Regions from separate parts of the Homo sapiens genome. Here region 1 is linked to region 2. Evidence: chromatin contacts called from ENCODE Hi-C data. All regions are on one chromosome and are shown on one strand. Each heading gives the region's core, a stretch centred on a gene start or an enhancer-like site at or near the end of the contact. The rest is flanking DNA. Distances are from core to core; before and after follow the strand shown.

Region 1 (3,781 bases), core at 568-3,067, 2.0 Mb after region 2:
TAAAAACAAAAACTATAGCATTATTTTGCCTCTAAACAAACTTATAGTGAATTTACCCTCAAGTTCCTTAATAAACATGGCTTGAAAGATCTAGTGAAGGCCAACTCAACTGATCAAGAAGATGGGTTGCCTTAAGGCAAAATTTTTAAAAGTTGGTTTATGTGTCTGGAAAATATAAGTTCAAAGACAGTGTTAACAAAATCATGGAATACGTTATGAGAACAAGCTGTTCTTTCAAAGTAATGATGGCCTGAGCTGTCATAAAATATACATATAGCTCTGAGGTATTTAAAATTTTTAAATAAAAATGAAGAATTAGAGAGGATAATGAGAAAGAGACTGCCTTTAACATGTAAACCTTTAAAAGACATCTTTGAAAAGGGTATAGATCCTCTTTGATGGCCAGAGTCACAAAGTTGTAAACAATTAAGAGGAAGTTTAGTGAAATCCTAAAACCAACCAAACAAACAAAGGGACTTGAGAAAACTCAGATGTGACATGGCAGGTCCAGCTGAAAGCACTGAGCAAGGAGAGAGAGTGGATAGATAATTCAAAACAAAAAACAAAGCAAAACAAAAAACAAAACCAGAAAATTTAGGGAAACCTGGGACACACTCATGGAAATGGTGGCGATACAACTTCAGGGAACCAGGAAGGGATGGATGCTAGAGCTGGGAAACTGTTAGTAAAATACTGATAATATCTACAGCACACTAAGCTTCAAGATATCCTATAAAGCTAGTTGTTACTTAGACAGCAGTTTGCACTTAAAAGAAGTCGGACATGAGGTCTATAAGAAAACAATATTACTATGTTTCTAGCCCAGAAATACTCCTTTCTGGCAGAGGTAGATGGGCAGGAAAAACAAGGTCTTCAAAGGCCCTGGTTATGAGCAGGGATCGATGAATGGGAGGAGGAAGTGACACCTGGGAACCATTGATTAAAGATTTCAACCCATGACAAGCTGAGAGATCTGAGATTAAGCTTATCACTGAATTGATCTTTATCTCCCACATTCCTCTATTCTTCAATGGAATTAAGAATAGTGTGTGCACCAAGCTTCAACAGCCTGAGAAGAATGGCCTGGAGAAGAGAAAGCTGATCATGTAAACACAAATTCACAATGCCCAGAATAGAGGCATCATTCTTTTGGTACCCTCAGATAAGAAAGGAAACCAAGGAAGCCTAATCTTTTCAAGTGGCATCAGAGTAGGTAACTTGTCAGGGTAGGTACCTGAGGACGGTTGTGTAGGTTGCTGTGTAACAGCACATGGCTTAGGAGCGAAGGCTGGGATACAGCCCATTCTCTACTTGCCCAGCCAAGACACCTCGTGTGGGGCTGCATATGCCCAGAAGAAAGGGTGCTTTTTTCTCAATTACACAAAGGCACTACACAAGCTAGCATTGTCCTGGGAACTGCATCCCCTCAAAAACCACGGTCAGAGGCAGAGCCCTTACCTGTCAATATTGAGATGGCATTTGGCATTTCTTTCTTTTGTGTGTTGCAACACTGTGACCACGTTCACTGGGTTCCTTTACTGCCCCCACATGGGCACAGACATGCTAAGGGAGCTTCCTCTTGCCTTGGTTCTCACCCAAATAGGTAACACCAACCACCCCTGAGAATGCTGAACAATGGGTTCACCGAGACAACTGCAGAAGAGTTTCGACAGAGATGCTACAAAATTACAAATTCCCTTTTGCATAATCCACTAAGAAGAGGAATATTTACAGTCCAAGATTTCTCAAAAACTTTATAGTAGGGCCCTCAGTAGACTTTATTTAGACACAATGTCTCAAAACTGTACCTAGTTAGAACTTGTCAGGCTCAGGGGGTTTTCCACACTTCTGAGCAACGTTTTTCATCTTTACGCAGAGCTTTGACAGTTGGCAGCTGTGGGGTCCCTGGCAGTCTCTGGATTCATAGAGACCCCCGAGCACACATACCCTGACCAGTGGGCTCCTGTGGTGCTTTTAGTAACCACCAACAAACTGCTGTCTTTTCCTATGATAGAACAATCTAGTTCAAAGAGAACTGTTGCAAACACTTAATGCCAAAGCTATTGGTTTAATGATCCTGGAGTTACTGCCAGTAATCAGGCACCTTGGCTACCTTTTTTTCAACAGATTCTTTGTTGTTGTTTATTTTTGTTTTAATTTCCTCAGAGAGCTTTTTGTTCCTTTTTATCCAGCAGATTTCTGGAACCCCAGCTCAGCTGGCCATTTCAAGTCCTCTGTTCAGGCTCTGTTAAGAGAACAAACAAAACTGTACTGGAAAATCACTTATCATGGGTAGAAATAAACCCGGAGGGAAGTGTCACAAAGTGAAACTGGCTTTTTGGATCTGCTTGGTGAGAGTGAAAGTAAAGGTCAATTTTTGGTAAGATACTCTGAATATTAGCAAAAGTGGAACTGTGTGCTGGGGAAGAGAGTAGGAGTTGAAGGTCAAGGGGAACTTTGGTGGCTGCAATAACCATGATTAATTTATGAATGGACTCTAAGCTATGTAAATGGATGCTTCTGATGAGTCTGGATGAGTAGGGGGCAGGAAAGAAAGTTTTGAGGTATGAGGAAAGTCCAGAAAACATGCTAATCAAATGTTCCATGAAAGGGGACAACTGAGTGGCCATACTGATGCTTTATTTAGTGCTTGGAAGGACCACAGGAGGGCTTACTGCAGAAACCACAAGGACGTTCTATGCAAGATGGCGTGTGGTCAATGGCTGGCTTCTTACAAAGCAGCAGGGTCCAGAGTGGAACATCTTGTTACTAGGCATTGTTTTGTATCTCATGTGTTTAAAATTAGTTTTTAAGCATTATATTGTATGTCTCAAAATAAAACAAAACTCCCAAAATAAAAGACAATAGGTTTTCTAAGAAGACATAAATATGGTTCTACAGCATGAGTATCATGATTTTTGCCTTAGGCAAACTTAGAGCTAGAATGTTTGTAAGAGTTTTCTAGCTAAGCCTATCTAGCTTCATGCAATACATGTCTGCATGTTGTTCTCCCAGGCTTGTGTCATGATGGGAAGAGCCCTGGACCTGGAATCAGAAGAGTTGTATTCTAGATTAACCAACTAGCTATGATTTGGGCAATTACTTAGCTCATTCATTTGTATATTAATTAATACACACATATTCATTTATTCAACAGTTATATATCAAGAATCTGCTATGTATCAGTACATGAGGATCACATTTTCCTCATATGTAAATTAAGGAAACTGCCTAAACTCCAACATTGAAATCATATAATTTATTTTAAATGTCACATTATTTTGAAGCATTGAGATAAAAATCTAGGTCATCTCACAAACAAATGGAAACATAGCCCATGCTCGTGGATGGGTAGAATCAATATTGTGAAAATGACCATACTGCCAAAAGCAATCTACAAATTCAGTGCAATTCAAATCAAAATACTACCATCATTTTTCACAGAACTAGAAAAAACAATCCTAAAATTCATATGGAACCAAAAAAAGAGCCCACACAGCCAAAGTAAAACTAAACAAAAAGAATGAATCTGGAGGCATCACAATACCCAATTTCAAACTACACTATAAGGCCATAGTGACCTGACAAAGCAGCATGGTACTGGTATAAAAATAGGCACATAGACCAAGGGAACAGAATAGAGAACCCAGCAATAAGGCCAAATATTTAGAGCCAACTGATCTTTGACAATGCAAACAAAAACATAAAGTGGGGAAAGGACTCCCTATTCAACAAATGGTGTTGGAATAATTGGCTAGCCACATGTAGAAGAATGAAACTG
Region 2 (3,779 bases), core at 1,280-3,779:
AATATTTTAAATCCTTGTTGTGACTTTCCCAATTACAAATTTTCTGGGAGCAACAGCTGTCCTGCAATGTCAATTTTCCATTTTTTCATGTTTGCTTCAGACTCTGCCCTCTTGATGCTTAAATTGGGTCCTATTACAACTCTACCATTTAAGGATCGGTACATAGATATGCTAAAAACTGGTAGAAAGTATGAAATTATATAATTTTAAAAGTGTATAGTCAGGGTTTAGTCAAATTCTTGAGCAGGGTGAACTGAAGGGTATTCTTCTGTAATTGCTAAATAAGGAAGGGAGGTAGTATAAGCCATTATTATCCACAGTTCAAATTATTTCTCAAGGGTGGAGGTGGGGGTTACTCTGTCAGGTACATTTGCAGAGAAATAAATATAGTACAACATAATTGTTATAAAAATAAGTCCCAAAAGGGATGACAATTTTGTCTCAGAAAGTTATGAAAAGATCCATGGAGATAAGCATTCGAGAGAGAACCAAAGGATCTTGAGAGAACCAAGAACATAGAAAGCAAGGACTTTAGAAAGATTAATGTGGAGGAACTGGAGGAAGAATGGCGATGAGTTTAACAGTGTGATCATGAAAGGCCCTGCCGGTGGGTAATGAAAAATTCTTAGCAGAGAAGTATAATGATCGTATTTTCACGTTAGAAAAATTATTAATAGAATGGAGGTTGGACTGGTGTGGGAAATAACTAGAGGATATCTTGTGAATATTGCAATAGTACAAGGAAGATGAGTCATAAGAGATGGTGATTACTTGAAGGACTAAGACAGTGAGAGTGGAGGGGTGGACCTGAGAGATACTTAAGGAAATAAGAGTCAAAATTTGATATTAGAAAAGAGGAAATGAAGGAAAAGTAACAGGGGTACTCATAGATTTCTGACTTGGGCAGTTGCGTGTCATTTTCTGAAACAGGGAATGGAAATGGTGTAGGTTCCAGATGGGTGAAGAGGGACATGGCATCAGGAACAGATTATAGTAAAGATGTCCATGTCAATTTGGGACATATTTAAGATACTGTGTGAAATCCAAAGGATGTTGCTTAAAAATGTCCGACGTATAGATATACACCTGAGAGTTCTTGGTGCACAGGACACGTGGTAGGTAAATCCATGATGGGAAAGAGACTGCTCAAGGAGACATGGATTAACATTAAACAGAAACAGCAAAAGAAAATGGAGTGCTGGCGAACAGAGACCACGCAGCGGAAAAACAGTATTTAAAGTGCACCAGAAAAGTAGCTGCAGAATGAGGAGAAAATGACATTAGAGAAACGGAGGGAAGAGTTAATGGTGTGCTCTTATTGTTTTAAAAATGCAGAGTAGGATCTTTTTTTCCCCCACCCCTCCCAAAGTTTTTAATATTTTGAGGGCAGAAACCACGGCTTTATTTCATCCTATTTCTGACAGTGCCTAGTTCAGTAAAGGGAACATAGTAAATGCTCAATAAATTCTTAATGATTCAGCCTCAGACATTACAAACGGGTCCTATTTGTCTCCTGTATCAACGACCAATATTTCTTCCCCCTCTTTCTTCAAATAAACTTTTAGAAGTGCCTCTGGGTTTACTGAAATCCATTTTTACAATTAGTATGTTCAACTTACACCAGCTTTGGAATGAGTTCCAAAACCTTCTTTATTTACTTGAGAGATATTCGGTATCAGTGACGATGGGTTTTTCCTTTACTACTATTCCTAAGAAAGGTTTATTCAAAATCAAAGTTTAGCCCAATTCCCAGCAGTACCTTTTAACTTAAAACCTGTTCGAAAGCACGGCAAAGAGGCGGACAGACTTTTCTGACAATCATTAACCAGGTCAACAGACTTATTAAAGCTATCTAATTAAAGGCAAGAAACAACTGCTTGGGGAATACACATTCACGCCACAGGAAGCCATTTAACTGCAAATAGATCGTCTAACGACTCACGGAAATCTAAAGGAAACTGCGTGTCCGCATGGGGTTCTGATGCCAAACTACGGATTGTTCTCTCAGGTAACACCTAACCTAAGTGAAGTCCTTGGTGGATCCGCGTTCTTGAGCTTAGAAAATACCGAATGAACTACCAAGAGCACCAGAATAATCGCCTCCTCCTGAAGAACTAGCCTCTTTCTCACCACACCAGACAGCACGTCCTACAACCACCTTTCCCCCAACAACCAAACTCCAGCGCCAAGCTGCCGCTTTTGCAGAAATGTTCTATCTCTTGGTCTCGCGCGATCTCGCGCCTCCGAGGAAGCCAACTGTATCGCGCACGCCATCAAATCCCCGCGGGAATAGAATTCCGCAGGTCCAGAAAGCCGGGAAATCGCGAGCGGAGGCGGAGTTACCTCGGTGAGCGTGAAGGCGGAGCCCGCTCCGAGGGGCGGGCTCGAGGCGGGGAGAGGGGCGGGGCTCCAGGGACCTGTTGATCGCAGGTGTCACTGGCCTGACTGGTCCCTGGGTATTGGGGCGTATGCGCATGCTCCGCTCACAGGGTCGGGCTCTGGGCGGCGGAGACCAGCCGCCTGTGCTCCAGTTCCCGGTGAGCCTCGGTACTGTGGCAGCAGTCAGTGTGTCTGGCGGGTGTCGGCGTGAAGCGGGGCTGGGCCAGCGGGAGGTAGCTCTGTGGGAGTGGAAGGCCTGTATTTCTCTACCTGGACCGCACGCTCCTCGCGCAAGGAGGGTAGAGCTCAAGGTAAGTCTCCGAAACTAGCCCTCTGGTTGGAGATCCAGAGACCTGCGACCCCCGCGGGCCTGACCGGGACACTCTCATTCTAGCCCCAGAGCTCGTCTCTCCCCTCGCAGCCCGGCGACCTCCTATGGCCCCGGCCCTCTGGGCACACACACACTCTCTTTGCTGGGCGGTTCAGACGCCAGAGGTCACGCAGCCCTTTCGCCCCTTCTCGCCGCGTCTGGCGGAGATGCCTCTGGCCAGGCTGGAGGCGCTCGCGAGGCGGGAGGAGGTGCTGTACTTGTTGGGTCCTGGATGTTATTGCTGCCGTGTTTGAGGGCGGCGACAAGCTGGAGTCCTGCTGGGATTGTGAGTAATACCCTTACTTGGCTCCTGCCCCTGGCTGTCCAAGCCACATTGCCTCGCCTGAGCACACAGTTTTTTACTTAAAGGGGTCCAGGATGGTTATGCTCCCTCCTTGGAGAAGAGAGATGACTGGACTCGTGAGATTCTTGGGGTGGTGGTTTCTCAGTGGTAGTGGTGATGTATATAAAGTTAATGTTTAGCTTCTAAAGGGCGGCTTACGGGGCATTTACCAAACTATTTTTAAACAGTGTTGGAGAACAGGAAGTACTTGCACAGGTGTAATAGGGAGGGTTTCTAAAACCTGCAATCTGAGGATGTTTTGAGGTTTGTAACCCTGCTACAAGGTTTTCTTTATCAATGCAAAGTATGCAGGGAATTACCAGTTGGACAGCAAAGTTTTCCGAAAGTTTCCTTATCTGGAAATAGATATATATATATATATATATGTGTGTGTGTGTATGTATGTATGTATAAATATATATATTTGCAAAGAATATCTAAGGCTATTTTTGAGGTAGGTTTAATAGTAAACTTAACCTGTAGTCCCAGCTACTCGGGAGGCTGAGGCAGGAGAATTGCTTGAACCGGAGGTTGCAGTGAGCCGAGATCGCGCCACTGCATTCCAGCAGGGGCGACAGAGCCAGACTCCGTCTCCAAAAAACAAACAAACAAACAAAAAAACGCAGTACACTTAGGAAGGTTTTTGTGATTAAGATCTGATTCACTTTTAGTTATTAAAAGAAAAGG

The links. A loop is a pair of places that touch in the nucleus more often than their neighbours do. Pooled maps may share reads with other maps.
Region 1: a map with no recorded cell type shows a loop between it and region 2 (4-fold over the local background). The contact joins the enhancer-like site here to the promoter of USP53 in region 2. A Hi-C loop is called at or near these places in 1 of 168 maps with a recorded cell type or tissue (lower leg skin), 1 of 37 single-sample maps with no recorded cell type and 1 of 50 pooled maps.

The regions. Positions count from the first base shown.
Region 1 is chr4:121,198,599-121,202,379 of GRCh38, forward strand. It overlaps a transcript of TNIP3 not described here. Among named protein-coding and RNA genes, the nearest start is that of TNIP3, 36 kb to the left of the region's middle. Within about 2 kb of position 1,818, at least 4 of the 41 ENCODE cell types and tissues checked have a DNase peak (open chromatin) inside an H3K27ac peak, as active enhancers do.
Region 2 is chr4:119,210,184-119,213,962 of GRCh38, forward strand. It overlaps USP53 (ubiquitin specific peptidase 53), which reads left to right and starts at 2,530. Exons shown (of 19, transcript NM_001371395.1): 1 at 2,530-2,690. LOC101929762 (a long non-coding RNA gene) reads right to left here and starts at 2,461. Exons shown (of 3, transcript NR_125931.1): 1 at 2,344-2,461. RefSeq lists enhancers at 1-292, 1,448-2,022, 2,145-2,264, 2,596-3,169, 2,875-2,924 and a silencer at 2,395-2,524.